Linked DNA regions of Homo sapiens: regions 2 and 3 are each linked to region 1. Evidence: read pairs that join two places in POLR2A ChIA-PET (ENCODE). Cell type or tissue: GM12878. All regions are shown on one strand.

Region 1 (5,000 bases):
GTTCTGGAATCAGACAACTAGGGATCCAACTCTTAGCTCTACCACTTATTGCTGTGTAACCTGGGGCAAGTGACTTGAGTCTCAGTTTCTCTGTCTGTGATTTAGAGATGGCAATATCTCCCATATAGGGCTACAGTCTGGATAAATGAAAGAAAATCTTTAAAGCTCCTAGCTAGGGCCCAGCACAAAGCAAGCACCCAGGATATGTTACATATTTTTCACTCTGCAGATTTACTGATTGCTCATATGTTTTAGGCATGTGCCAAGTTCTGAAGATATAGCAGTAGAAACATAGGCCCAGTTTCTGATTTGTTATCATTTCTTTGTCTCTGGCAGGAAGTTACTCATTAAATAATTAATACGGCAGCAATAAATGTAGTGAGTACTGGTAGCAGGGGACATTACCTAGTCTGGGTGGGGTAGGGATCTATTTTTAAGAATCTAATATTTAAACTCAGACTCTAAGAATAAAGATTTATCTAGGTGAAAGGGAGGTATAGAAGAATAAAAATAAAGGAAAAGCATATATTTATTCATCCATTAATGTTATTTAGTATTTTTTGAGTGCCTAATATGTGCCAGGATATGTGAATACAGCAAGAAAAGGACCAATCCTCATCTAGGGTAGCGATACATAAAATAGATTATAAAAAAATAAAAAATGCAAAAGAGACTTCACTTTGGGGCTATAGAAAAAGTCCACCTGAGAAGAGAGATTTAAAGTGGGACCAGAAGAATGAGTAGGGCCAGGTTGAGTAGGGCCAGGTTGAATAAGCTCAAGATGGAGAGGGAAAAAACTATTCCAGGCCAGAGGATGGCATGGGCCAATGGAGGACGTAGAGGCTTTCAAGGAACTGAAGATAACCAGTGTTGCTGGAGTTAGGGAGAACAAGGTTAAGAAGTAGGAGCTGTGGTTCACAGTCCAGCTGGGACAGATCACAAACGGCCATGTAAGTAATGATAAGGACTGTTGACTTTGTTTGAAGAGCAATAGAAAGCTACTGAAGTTGCTGATGGTTCAATCATCAACATCTTGATAGAGAACAAATTTGCCTATAAGTATTACCTTCCAGAAACTGGTCCAAAGCATGATTAGTATAACACACAACCAAGATGGGGAACTTCTGGAGGCTAATTTGCCAAACAGACTCGTTGGTTAGGAGGGCCTGAACAATTTTTAGACCCACATAGGTTTTGCCTAGAAAATAAGGAAAAAGGAATTTAACAATTTAGACATTTTCTAAATAAAGTAATTACTCAGAGCAAAATCTTTTTTTAAATTTAATATAATACATTAAGATAGTTTAAAATCTAAGAAGCGTACATTGTATATTGTGAAAAGTCCCTCTTGCACTCTGTCACCCAGTTCTCTGGGTGGAAGCAACCAATGTTACCAGTTTCTTTTGTAACTTTACAGAGACAGTATATCCACGCATATACAAACAATACAAATGTGTATTCTTTTTCTAGACTTCCCCTTTTCTCCTTAAAATATGAATAGTAACAGACAATTTTTACCATTCTACATCTTGATTTTTTTCACTTAATGTATCTTGAAGGTCATTCTCTATCAATACATAGGAGAATCCCATCCCCCCCACCCCCCCCTTTCCTTTTTACAGCTGTTAAGGTATTTTTTAGCCAGTTTTCTATTGATGCTGTATATATTGTTTCCAATCTTGTGGCAAATTAGAAATACTTTTTATATACATGGTAGATTTGCTTTTGTGATGGGAGGGGAAAACTTGTAGAAATCAACATTGGAATAAGAGTTATAGGCTCATTAGTAAATGGCCATTAATTAATTAATTAGGCTAAAAACTGCTAAATTCTCTCTTTTTGTTTGAGATGGAGTTTCGCTCTTGTTGCCCAGGCTGGAATGCAATGGTGTGATCTTGGCTCACCGCAACCTCTGCCTCCCGGGTTCAAGTGATTCTCCTGCCTCAGCCTCCCAAGTAGCTGGGACCACAGGCGCATGCCACCATGCCCAGCTAATTTTTGTATTTTTAGTATAGATGGGGTTTCACCATGTTGGGCAGGATGGTCTTGATCTCTTGACCCTTGTGATCTGTCCGCCTTGGCCTCCCAAAGTGCTGGGATTACAGGCGTGAGCCACCATGCCTGGCCTGCTAAATTCTTACATTGTGTCAGGCTGGTAAGGTAGACACTGTCCTCAAAAATCTCAAAGTTGAGGGAGGGAGTGATATAAGATAATCAAAGATTTCACTACAGCAGGATAAGTAACAATTTCTTCCTTCTTTTTTAAGGCCCTATGTTGTCCAGACTGGAGTGCAGGGGCTATGTGTACTGCAGCCTGAACACCTGTTTTCAAGGGATCCTCCCATCTCAGCCTCCCAAGTACTTGGTACTACAGGTACTCGTCAAGACGTCCAGCTTTGTTACATAAAGTTTTTTTTTTTTTTTTTTAAATCATGAGTTGCCATTACTTCATTGGTGTTTTTTAAAGACTTCTTCCTGTTTGGGGTTTTGTTTTCTTTTGGTACTTCCTTTCGGAGAGTAATTTAGCAGTAGCTATTTTAACTGTTAATGTAAATTCCCACTTCTAATAATAGTTATGACCCCAGAGTAGAATTAGAGAGTGGCACCTGGGGAGAAAGGTATGGGAAGGTATAGTTCCACGACAAGTACAATGTGGCAGATAGGAGCCAGGATTCTACAGCTAGACTGCCTGAATTCAATTCCTAAACTTGTCACTTAACATTTGTGTGAGCTTCAGTACATACTTCCCACCTCTTAAGAGGTTATTTAACCCTTCTTTGCCTTAGCTTTCTTCATCCGTATAACAGTTTTGTTTTTTTTTTTGAGGTGGAGTCTTGCTCTGTTGCCCAGGCTAGAGTGCAGTGGAGCGATCTCAGCTCACTGCAAGCTCCGCCTCCTGGGTTCACGCCATTCTCCTGCCTCAGCCTCCCGAGTAGCTGGGACTACAGGCGCCTGCCACCATGCCCGGCTAATTTTTTTATATTTTTTAGTAGAGACAGGGTTTCGTCGTGTTAGCCAGGATGGTCTTGATCTCCTGACCTTGTGATCCACCCGCCTCAGCCTCCCAAAGTGCTGGGATTACAGGTGTGAGCCACCGTGCCTGACCAACTGTATAATGGTTTTAGTAATGGCTTCTATTTCACAAGGTTGTGAGGATGCAATTAGTTAAGGTATGTAAAGTAAGTAAAATGTTGCTTCACACATAGTGCTATTATATATTTGATACTATTTAATTTAAAATAATATAAAATTGAACCAATTATATAAAGCAGAAATCACACATCTCACTACATTTGACCTCTAGCAATCTTGTATCTATTACTATGCATGACAATGGGTTCCTATTGGAAAATCCCTATGAGCAGCTACTTTATAAACAAATTTTATGCCCATTTCGGGAGGAATGTTATTAACTAAACATTCTATTGCAACAAAACCAAAAATTGACAAGTGGTACCTAATTAAACTAAAGAGCTTCTGTACAGCAAAAGAAACTATCAACAGAATAAACAGACAACCTACAAAATGAGACAAAATATTTGCAAACTCTGGATCCATCTAAGGTCTAATATCTGCAATTAAACAACCCCATTAAAAAATGAGCAAAGGACATGAACAGACACTTCTCAAAAGAAGACATACACATGGCCAACAAGCAGAGGAAAAAAATGCTCAACATCAACATCACTAATCATTAGAGAAATGCAAATCAAAACCACAATGAGATTCCATCTCACACTAGTCAGAATGGCTATTAATAAACAGTCAAAAAAAAGTCAAAAAATAACAGATGCTAGTGAGGTTGCAGAGCAAAGGGAAAGTTTATACACTGCTGGTGGGAATGTACATTAGTTCAGCCACTGTGGAAAGTAGTTTGGAGATTTCTCAAACAGCTTAAAACAGAAATGCCATTTGACCTAGCAGTCCCATTATTGGGTATATAATGGGAAGGAATATAAATCATTCTCCCATAAAGACACATGCATATGCATGTTCATTGTAGCACTATTCACAATAGCAAAGATATGGACTCAACCTAGATGCCCAACAATGGTGGACTGAATAAAGAAAATGTGGCATATATACACCACGGAATACTATGCAGCTATGAAAAAGAAGAAAATCATGTCCTTTGCAGCAAAGTGGATGGAGTTGGAGGCCATTCTCCAAAGCAAATTAATGCAGGAACAGAAAATTAAATACCACATGTTCTCACTCATAAGTGGGAGCTAAACATTGAATACACATGGACACAAAGAAGGGAACAGACACCAGGGCCTACTTCAGGATAGAGTGGGAGGAGGGTGAGGATCTAAAAACTACCTATCAAGGGCTGAGTGCAGCGGCTCACACCTGTAATCCCAGCACTTTGGGAGGCCAAGGCAGGTGGATCACCTGAGGTCGGGAGTTCGAGATCAGCCTGTCTAACATGGTGAAACCCTGTCTCTACTAAAAATACAAAATTAGCTGGGCGTGGTGGTGCATGCCTATAATCCCAGCTACTTGGGAGGCTGAGGCAGGAGAATTGCTTGAACCCAGGAGGCAGAGGTCGCAGTGAGCCGGAATCGTGCCACTGCACTCCAGCCTGGGTGACAGAGTAAGACTCTGTCTCCAAAAACAATGACGACAACAAAAAACTACCTATCAGGTACTATGCTCATTACCTGGATGACAAAATAATCTGTACACCAAACCTCTGCAACATGGCAATTTACACATGTAACAAACCTGCACATGTACCCCTAAACCTAAAATAAAAGTTGGAAAATAAAATAAGTAAATAAGAAGACATTCTAGAAACCTAGAGTGAAGGCTCCGTCCCTTGCTTATCTTACAAAGCAGATCTTATGTACTCTAAAAAATTTTGTCTTACCTGTTCCAGGAGGTCCTTGAATAATAGCCAGTTCCCTTGTGAGAGCAAACTGCAAGGCTTCCATCTGGGAGTCATCCAGCTTCAGGGCTTCTTTTGAGGGCCACTGGCCAGGATCTAAGACATTAAT
Region 2 (5,000 bases), 340 kb after region 1:
TGCATGTTCTTGTTTTTGCCACTCTGGGGAGAGGCGCCCTTCCTCATGGCCCTAGGAAGGTAGTGAAGTTATGTCCCAGCCCCAGGTAGGCAGCCTCCTTCCTGCAAGGGGTCATCCAGGGAGCACCCTGTGCCAGCCCACCTCTGGGCATCCTGTTGTCATGGAAATATTTCAAGGCCTGCTTTCATCCTGAATAGCAACTTCAGTGGAAAGAGAAGGCCTCTGTTATGGGCTAAATTGTGGTCCCTCAAAATTCATATGTTGAAGTCCCAACCCCCAAGACCTGAAAATATGACTGCATTTAGAGATGGGGTCTTTAAAGAGGTGGTTACGTTTAAATGGTTGTTAGGGTGGGCCCTAATCCAGTCTGCCCGGTGTCCTTATAAGAAGAACAGACCTCAGGAGCGCACATGCACAGAGGGATGACCGTGTGCAGAGGCAGCAAGAGGGTCGCCATCTGCAGGCCAAAGAGAGAGGCCTTGACGGAAATCAACCCTGACAGCCGGCATCTCGAGCTTGGACTTCCAGCCTCCAGCACTGTGAGATAATAACTGTGTTGCTTAAGCCACCCGGTCTGTGGTCTTTTGCTATGGCAGTTCTAGCGAACAAATATAGTCTCTTTCCCTGCACACCTAGAAGAGTTCCTGGGAAGATGCCCATATGCCTGGCTTGGTTCACTTCCCGTCTGTTACCAATTGCTGTGGCCACCAGATGCTGAACTCTAATCGGTCAGGCCTTGGCCAAGTGCTCATCCCTGGAGCTAGGGATGGGCTCAGCCTGCCAACCTGGGTTCACTTTTCCTTGTTTGATTAAAAATTTTAATTTAAAGCAAGTGACGGCTGGATGCAATGGCTCACTTCTATAATTCCAACCTTTTGGGAGGCCAAGGTGGAAGGATCACTTCAGCCCCAGAGTTCGAGACCAGCCTGGGCAACACAGCGAAACCTCAACTCTACAAAAAATATTTAAAACTTAGCCAGGTGTGGTGGCACCCACCTGTGGTCCCAGCCACTTGGGAAGCTGAGGTGGGAAGATCACTCGAGCCTGGGGGATCAAAGCTGCAGTGAGCTGTGATTGCACCACTGCACTACAGCCTGGGTAACAGAGCGAGACCCTGTCTAAAAAAAAAAAAGAAGAAAGTGAGGTCGAACCTGTGGCTAACAAGGGGATAATTTACATGTCTGAGCTCAAGTTCAGATGTACAAGTTGGATTCTCTTTTCTTTTTTGGGGGGTGGGGACAGAGTCTCACTCTGTCGCCCAGGCTGGAGTGCAGTGGCGTGATCTCGGCTTACTGCAACCTCCGCCTCCCGGGTTCAAGCGATTCTCCTGCCTCAGCCTCCCGAGTAGCTGGGATTATAGGCACCCGCCACCATGCCCAGCTAATTTTTGTATTTTTGGTAGAGATGGGGTTTCACCATGTTGGCCAGGCTGGTCTTGAACTCCTGACCTCAAGTGGTCCACCCGCCTCGGCCTCCCAAAGTGCTGGTATTACAGACGTGAGCCACTGCACCTGGCCATCAAAATTAGAAGTCTTTTTAAAAGTCCCTTTGATCCCACCCATGGTAGGCAAACCCTACCTCAGGCATCGGGTCAGGCTGCAATTTCCAACTCATATCTGCTTTTAGCCCCTGGAGATTTCACTTAAATCCTGTGAGCTCAGCCATCTATCCCCAAGATGCAGTTCCTCCAAGATACCTGGCAGGCACCCTGGCAGGAGGGTGTCACGGTTCTCTAACCTGGCTGACTACTGAGCCTCTGGGCTCCATGAGGACAGGATGTCTCTCTCACTCGCTGCTAGCCCAGTCCCTGGCACAGCCCTGGGGCTTGGCAAATATTTGTTGAATGAATAAACAGGCTGTGGCTTATAAGCTGGTTCAGATTCCAGCTCCCCACTCACTCCGCATGGAAGAATCACTTCAATCCTCCAAGCCCCCCGTTCTTCATCTGCATGGGGGATATTTTGTTGTTATTGTTGTTTTTTAAACTTGGGATTTTTTTTTTTTTGAAAAATAGAACAGATACAGATACAAAAACCACACAGCATAAGCATGTGACTTAATGATTTATTATAAGGCAACTGAACACCCTCGTGACCACCTCTAGGTCAAGAAATGTAACTTTGCCTGCCACCCCTGGAAACCCCTGCAGAACCCTGTCCTCTCAAAGCCCTGCCCCTCCCAAAAGTCACTGCTACCCTAAGTGTTATGGATATCACTTGTGTTTCTTTCTTGTTTTACCAACCATGTGAGCAGCCCCAGACACTATACTTAATCTTGCCCACTTTTTAAAAACTTGATGTCTCTTTTAGTTTCTATTCCTCCTCCATCCCTTTCTTTTCCTTACAATTTACCTGCGCAGTACCTGGGCCATTTAACCTGCAGAGATCCCTGGGTCTGGGTTAGGCTGATGACAGCACCGTGTCATGGTTCAACACGTTCTGTCCTTGGGATTTTCTGTAAAACGGCAGCTGGATCCTGAGGCTACACCAGGGATGTTTCCAAGCTTCTGCCCTCACGGGTCGTGGTGAGAATTGAAGGGGGATGGGTGAGTGTTTGATATCAGCGAGCAGCCCCCAGAAGCAGCCGCCAAGGCTGTTCGGAGATGCTCACGAGGCCTGAACATGGACAGCCCGAGGGACATCCCATCTCAACAGTCCATCCTGGCTTCTCTCCCCACCCAGACCCACCCACCCCACTTTGGGAAAGTTCTAGGGCCATGGCTGGCTCATCCCAGCGAGAGCTGGCAGCAGAATGGCCTGTAATTTTAGCTGTTTCTCTTCCCTAAAATTATTTCCCATCTGGAAATGGTTTCCCAACCCTGCCCAGGAAAGAGTTGGTGGTGCAAGGAACATTTTTCTATTAAAAAAAAAAAATAGGGGCCGGGCACTGAGGCAGGAGAATCGCTTGAACCCGGCAGGCGGAGGTTGTGGCGAGCCAAGATCGTGCCACTGCACTCCAGCCTGGGCAACAGAGCAAAACTCCGTCTCAAATAAATATATAAAACCAGCCACCAAACACTGAATCTTTGCAGCCCAGGCTCTGGAGGCCTGGCTGAGTGCCAGCTGTATACCCTGCCTTGAGGGAACTCTGTCAGCGAGGAGCAGAGGGTGAGAGGGCATAGTCAGGGCTCTGCTGCCAGGATACCCCCACCCACCCAGTACATTCGGACAAGGACTTTGTTGCAGGGCCTGGGACAGCCCCAGGCGAGCTGAGAAGGATCCGACCTGGGGTTGAGTGGCCTGCCCAGCTGCTGCCACACTCGAGGTCTGTGGGTTATTCTAGGTCCCACAGGGCATGAAATCACAGAGCAGAAGTTCTTCCTATGGGGATTCTCTTGCAGCTGCTCTGAGCATTTCAAGAAAAAAAAAAAATCCCTGCCGCTAACATCTCCCCATCACCTCGCTAATTCTCTTCTTTCTTTCCTTTTTTTTTTTTTTTTTTTGAGACGGAGTCTCGCTCTGTGGCCAGGCTGGAGTGCAATGGTGCCATCTCAGCTCACTGTAACCTCTGACTCCCTGGTTCAAGCGATTCTCCTGCCTCAGCCTCCTGAGTAGCTGGGATTACAGGTGCCCGCCACCACACCCAGCTAATTTTTGTATTTTTAGTAGAGACGGGGTTTCACCATGTTGGCCAGGATGGTCTTGATCTCCTGACCTCGTGATCCGCCCACCTCGGCCTCCCAAAGTGCTGGGATTACAGGCTTGAGCCGCCGAACTCTCTTCTTTCTAACAAAGTTCTCACAGGCCCCTGACTCCTGACTGTGCAAGCAAGAGCATCTGGCAAGAATATCATGATATTTTTTAGCACTTCTTGTACTTATTTTCATAATTTTTTTTTTGAGACAGAGTCTCACTCTGTCACCCTGGCTTGAGTGCAGTGGCACCATCTCAGCTCAACCTGCAACCTCCGCCTCCTGGGTTCAAGTGATTCTCCTGCCTCAGCCTCCTTAGTAGCTGAGATTACAGGTGTGCACCACCATGCCTGGCTAATTTTTGTATTTTTAGTAGGGACAAGGTTTCACCATATTGGCCAGGCAGTCTTGAACTTCTGACCTCAGGTGATCTGCCTGCCTTGACCTCCCAAAGCGCTGAGATTACAGGCGTGAGCCGCCATGTCCAGCCTTATTTTCTTATTTCCTTTTTTTTTTTTTTAGACGGAAGCTCACTCTGTTGCCCAGGCTGGAGTGCAGTGGCATGATCTCGGCTCACCACAACCTCCGCCTTCTGGGTTCAAGCGATTCTTCTGCCTCAGCCTCCCAAGTAGCTGGGACTACAGGCATGCGCCACCATAGCTGGCTAATTTTTATATTTTTAGTAGAGTTGGGGTTTCACTATGTTGGCCAGGCTGGTCTCGAACTACTGACCTTGTTATCTGCCCACCTCAGCCTCCCAAAGTGCTGGGATTACAGGTGTGAGCCATCGTGCCTGGCACCCAGCCTTATTTTCATAACTGTTTTCATGATAAATGATATAGGTTTTCCATGTTTGCTAATGATATAAAGTTTCCTCTGCAGAAACAGGTTTAAAGAAAAATGTGGGCAGAAAGTCCGTTTAAAATATATATTAAGGAAAATAAAACACAGATAGCACAAAATCCAAAGCTACCTGGAGTTTTGGTGCCTGGAGCCATGGTGAAGAGGGCATACTCCAGATCTGAGGGCCCAGGCTTGCATTCTGGCTGTGACTCTGTGGGCCCTGTGATTTTAGGCAAGTCACTTGCCTTCTCTGAGTCATGGTGCTTTACCTGTAAAAGAAAGGAAAATAATAACACCTCCTTCCTATGATGATCTCTGAGAATTCAATAAAACAATGCTGAGAAGACACTCAGCCCAGTACCAGGCACATGGGTTGCATTTAATTCTGTCAGAACACAAGGTGGGTGCTATTTTTATTCCTGTTGGGAAGCTGAGGCCCAGAGAGGTCATCTAGCCCATCCAAGGTTGCACAGCTTGTAGGTGGTGGAGGTGGAACTAGAACCCACAAAGTTCTAATGTGAGACTG
Region 3 (5,000 bases), 140 kb before region 1:
CCTTTGGTAAAGAGCAATGTCATAAACCTTCAAGGAGATGTAATGAAGAAAAACTTCTCCCAGCACCCACCACCCCAGGACTCTTTCTTCCAAATTTCAGTGCAACACACCCACATTCCCACCAGTGCACCCAGCAGTAGTGCTGGTGTGCAGACATTACATTCATTTTTTTAAGCATTAAGATAAACAACTTAATCTTTGATATGTAGCCTTTACAGATTTCTGTGGTATGTTTAAGCTATCAAATTATTGCAAGCCACAAGGTCTTAATAAGGATCACAGTTGGCTGGGCGAGGTGGCTCACGCCTGTAATCCCAGCACTTTGGGAGGCTGAGGTGGGAGGATCACAAGGTCAGGAGATCAAAACCATCCTGGCCAACATGGCGAAACTCCGTCTCTGCTAAAAATACAAAAAATTAGCTGGGCATGGTGGCACGTGCCTGTAATCCCAGCTACTCGGGAGGCTGAGGCAGGAGAATCGCTTCAATCAGGGAGTCGGAGGTTGTAGTGAGCTGAGACAGCACCACTGCACTCCAGCCTGGGCGACAGAGTGAGACTCCATCTCAAAAATAAATAAATAAATAAATAAATAAATAAATAAATAAGGATCACAGTCGCTGGCAGAACATGGCCCACAGGATCCAGCCTCCTCAGGAAGGTGTCCAGACCTTGAACCGCCATCAGCCCCCAAGGCTGGACGTGGTCAGAGGAAGGGGCGCCCATCATCCATGCGGACCCACCTGCATCACAAACTCCCTGCGGCGCGGGAGGCCTCGCTCTGTGAGGAGCGTGTACTCTGGCTCCTTCTCCTTTTTTGCCTGCTGGATCTGGGCCAGTCGGCTAATCGGATTGATCCCCTGGCCATATTCTGGGCTTGTCTGTGGCTGAGGAACAAACAAGGCAGAAACTCTGTAATGTTATTCACCGCATGAACTTGGTCAACTCAGAGATCAGGATATGAGAGGAGATAAGAGATTTTGGGTTGACCTAATGGCTCAGAATTCGATTTTTTTTAATTTAACATTTTAACAATGAAAAGATGCTTTATTTTTTTTATGATTGTTCTAGGTGATTTTAAGGTCTTAGCAAACCAACATCAACATTTCACTATAACGAAGCGTCACTATGACTGCGACGGCTGTTTTTTAACATATTTCAACATATGACAGTAAATGGGCAGAAAAAACATAAAACACTATTCCTACAACTCCCCAAAAGTCTGAGCTATGATGGGTTCCCAATTTTCTTGAAAAGAACTCAAAATCCAGGAACCACTTTTTTAAAAAAGCTCAAGCTGATGCCACATGGCAAGAAGAACCTCAGAATCCCAGTTACTTCCTTGAGGCCACCTTTTGTGCCAAGGAACCCTCACTCTGCTGATCAGAAGTGACTTCCAGGCTATATTAAGCAAAAAAGGGAAACAAAAGGTATACATAGTATGCTTTTATGTAAGAAAAATTTGGATCTTGATACAGCATGAAACTACATATACTGAAAATCACAAAGTTCCCCATGGAATTATGTCCCCTTTCTGGGGTTGGGGAAGGGGTCAATATAATGCTTTGATAGATCCATTAGTGTGGCTCAAAAATCCAAAAGAAAAGGCACACAGCAAAATGTCTCACTCCTACCCTCCCACTATGGGCCTCCTGCCTGGCACAAATCTCCTCCACCTTCAGAACAGCAACATGGTCACTGAGACACAGGCACTGTTATTTCACCACGCGCCCCACAGACCGGCATGGCGTTCCTGCCCAATACCCCACTGTGATCGCCAGGGCTGTGATGAGCGCCCTCCTGCACAGATGTGTGTGCCCGTCTGCGGGTACCTCTACTGAACTGACACAATGTCCTTATCTTACCTAACAGGTGGCTCTTGCAGCACCTCTAAGGGGTCTGGCAGGCCTGGGGTGTGGCACGTTGGTCTCATCCCCTTTCACCTTGGGGACAGCGACCAGCCTTCTAAACCCCCCACCCATCTATAAGTAATGAAAACACCTTCTGTGTTCAGAAAAGTTCTCACCTTGACTATGGGTTTTGTTTTCTTTTTGATTCTAGGCTTTACTCGTTCAACTGCAGGCAGGGGCGGTAACTTCTTCAGCTCCTCAAGAACAGCTATGGCGGCATTTTTCTTTGAAATCTTCTTGCTTTTCCCTTCACCTTCCCCCACAAACTCCCCAACCGAAACCTTGGTCACAAAGTTCTTCATGTGGGGTGGGCCACTCTCCCGGGCCACCTGTTTCAGAGGGAAAGACTGAGTGAAAGCGGACAGACACTTATTAAAAGCTCCAAGGCACACTGGCTGGCACACTTCACACAGACACAGGGAAGGGGAACCAAGGACAAGACCTACTAAATGAAAGGAAGCGGGGATCATTTCAAATGCTTTCTCGCCTTTCTTCTTACTTCTCAAACTGGTTTATGCTCTTGAGTCTGGTGAGTCCCAAACAGTCAGGCATGAAATAGGGAGACCTTTTTACTCCCATGCCCCTGGCTCACAGGCTGTCCTGAGTTTAGTGTGGTCCACTGCAACTGGCAAAAAGGAAGCTAGCCCAGCAAAGTCCAGAAATAAATGCAGTACAAATGCTCAAGTTTAGTATCTGCTCTGAGCCTCCAGCCAGGACTAGGCCTACTAAATACTGGTTGCTATGTGGCCACAAAAGAGAACGAGACAAATCTCTTAAGCACTGATAAAGAGGGATTCCCCGCACACATTAAGTAAAAAAAAAAAAAAAAAAAACCCACAAAAGAGTATATGGTATGGTAGCTTTAGTTTAAGAAAAATAGGATTTTATACAAATATCTACACATATATAAACAGACACACATTTATAAGCTCATTTTTGCAAAAAAAAAAAAAAAAAAAAAAAAAACGAAGGATAAAAAAAATCAATGGGCTGGACATGGTGGCTCACACCTGTAATCCCAGCAATTTGGGAGACCAAAGCGGGTGGATCACTTGAGGTCAGGAGTTCAAGACCAGCCTGGCCAACATGGTGAAACCCCCATCTCTACTAAAAATACAAAAATTAGCTAGGGGTGGTGGTGCACACCTGTAATCCCAGCTACTTGGGAGGCTGAGGCACAAAAACCCCTTGAACCTGAGAGACGGAGGTTGCAGTGATCCAAGATCACAAAACTGCACTCCAGCCTAAGCGATAGAGTAAGACCCTGTCTCAAAGGAAAAAAAAAAAAAAAAAAAAGCAAGCAATGGGCCAGGCGCGGTGGCTCACGCCTGTAATCCCAGCACTTTGGGAGGCCGAGGCAGGTGGATCACGAGGTCAGGAGATCGAGACCATCCTGGCTAACATGGTGAAACCCCGTCTCTACTAAAAATACAAAAAAAATTAGCCGGGCGTGGTGGCAGGCGCCTGTAGTCCCAGCTACTCGGGAGGCTGAAGCAGGAGAATGGCGTGAACCTGGGAGGCGGAGCTTGCAGTGAGCTGAGATTGCGCCACTCCAGCCTGGGTGACAGAGTGGGACTCCGTCTCAAAAAGCAAGCAATGAAATTAGTTACCTACAACAGGTGTGAGGGATTAGGGTAGACAGACGGGATGAGACGGGAATGATAGTTTTGACTTCTGGAAGCATTTACTGTTTTACATATTAAAGAAATAAAACTAAGTCAACAAAGATGGGGAAAGAATCTAAAATTAAACATGAACAGAAAGTTAGCTGCATATTAAAGTGATTACAATCTCCAAATGGACCAAAGACCTACACAGAGGCGCTAACATGCACAACTCTCAGAAGCAAAAACAGGCGAGTCTTCATGACTTTGGGTTTGGCAATTGGTTTTTAAGATATGAAACTAAAAGCACAATCAACAAGAGGGAAAAAAAAAAGTCACACTTAATCAAACTTTAAAACTTTTGTGTATCATGGACATTATCAAGAAAGTGATTACAATAACACAGATAGAAAATCAGGCTGGGCAGGGTGGCTCATGCCTGTAATCCCAACGCTCTGGGAGGCCAGGGTGGGAGGATCACTTGAGCTCAGAAGTTCAAGACCAGCCTGGCCAATACAGCAAGACCTTGACTCTACAAAAATAAAAACAAAATTAGCCAGGTGTGGTAGTGTGCCCCTGTATGTAGTCCTAGCTATGTGGGAGGCTAAAACAGGAGGATCACTTAAGCCCAGGAGATCAAGGCTACAGGGAGCTATGATCACACAACTGCACCCCAGCCTGGGCAACAGAGCAAAACCTCGTCTCAAAAAGCAAAAAAAAAAAAACAAAAAAAAAACAAAAAAACTTAAAAATCTAACCGATATTAGCCAAGACACTCAAAAAGAAAAATAGAAGACTTACACTACCAGATTTTAAAACTTCCTATAAAGTCACAACAACTAGGATATGGTTTTGTGTAAGGATAAATAGATCAACAGAACAGCACGAAAAAGACCTGCACATATAAGGTCACTCGATTTTTGGCAAACACACCAAAACAAATTAAAAATCTCTTAAAAAAATAGTACCAGAGCAACTAACTAGGTATCTGCATGGAGCGGGGTGGGGGGAAGAAAAAAAAATCAAACCATGATCTCTAACTCATACCACAACAAAAATTAGACCTAGGATCACTTAAATGTGATCTAAACTAAAATTACAAAGACTTTATAACAGGAGAAAGCCTCAAGACTGTAAGGCTGGCAAAGAGTTGAACACAAAAGATATCCACCATAAAGAAAAAAGAAATTCCTCAAAATTAAAAACCACTGGCCGGGCGCGGTGGCTCACGCCTGTAATCCCAGCACTTTGGGAGGCCGAGGTGGGCAGATCACGAGGTCAGGAGTTCGAGATCAGCCTGGCCAACATAGTGAAACCCCGTCTCTACTAAAAATATAAAAAATTAGCTGGGCGTGGTGGCGGGCACCTGTAATCCCAGCTACTTAGGAGGCTGAGACAGGAGAATTGCTTGAACCCAGGAGACGGAGGTTGCAGTGAGCTGAGATGGCACCACTGCACTCCAGCCTGGACAACAAGAGCGAAACACCAT

Evidence for each region. ChIA-PET counts read pairs that join two places held together with the same protein. Peaks named below come from ENCODE experiments on the same cell type or tissue, not always from the same donor. Only the 100,000 strongest peaks of a DNase experiment are listed, where the experiment ranks them.
Region 2: POLR2A ChIA-PET joins it to region 1 with 6 read pairs; 5 of 35 experiments call an interaction of 5 or more read pairs at or near these places.
Region 3: POLR2A ChIA-PET joins it to region 1 with 6 read pairs; 5 of 35 experiments call an interaction of 5 or more read pairs at or near these places.

The regions. Positions count from the first base shown.
Region 1 is chr20:49,265,069-49,270,068 of GRCh38, forward strand. It overlaps ZNFX1 (zinc finger NFX1-type containing 1), which reads right to left. Exons shown (of 14, transcript NM_021035.3): 3 at 4,874-5,000; 4 at 1,067-1,198. Among named protein-coding and RNA genes, the nearest start is that of ZNFX1, 10 kb to the right of the region's middle. In GM12878, no CTCF peak of the experiment used is centred here; no DNase peak of the experiment used is centred here; H3K4me3 peaks cover 3,036 bases; H3K27ac peaks cover 1,157 bases.
Region 2 is chr20:49,602,872-49,607,871 of GRCh38, forward strand. LOC105372651 (a long non-coding RNA gene) reads left to right here. Exons shown (of 4, transcript XR_001754713.2): 4 at 391-767. Among named protein-coding and RNA genes, the nearest start is that of PTGIS, 37 kb to the left of the region's middle. In GM12878, no CTCF peak of the experiment used is centred here; no DNase peak of the experiment used is centred here.
Region 3 is chr20:49,122,352-49,127,351 of GRCh38, forward strand. It overlaps STAU1 (staufen double-stranded RNA binding protein 1), which reads right to left. Exons shown (of 14, transcript NM_017453.4): 7 at 2,024-2,236; 8 at 741-884. Among named protein-coding and RNA genes, the nearest start is that of STAU1, 63 kb to the right of the region's middle. In GM12878, no CTCF peak of the experiment used is centred here; no DNase peak of the experiment used is centred here.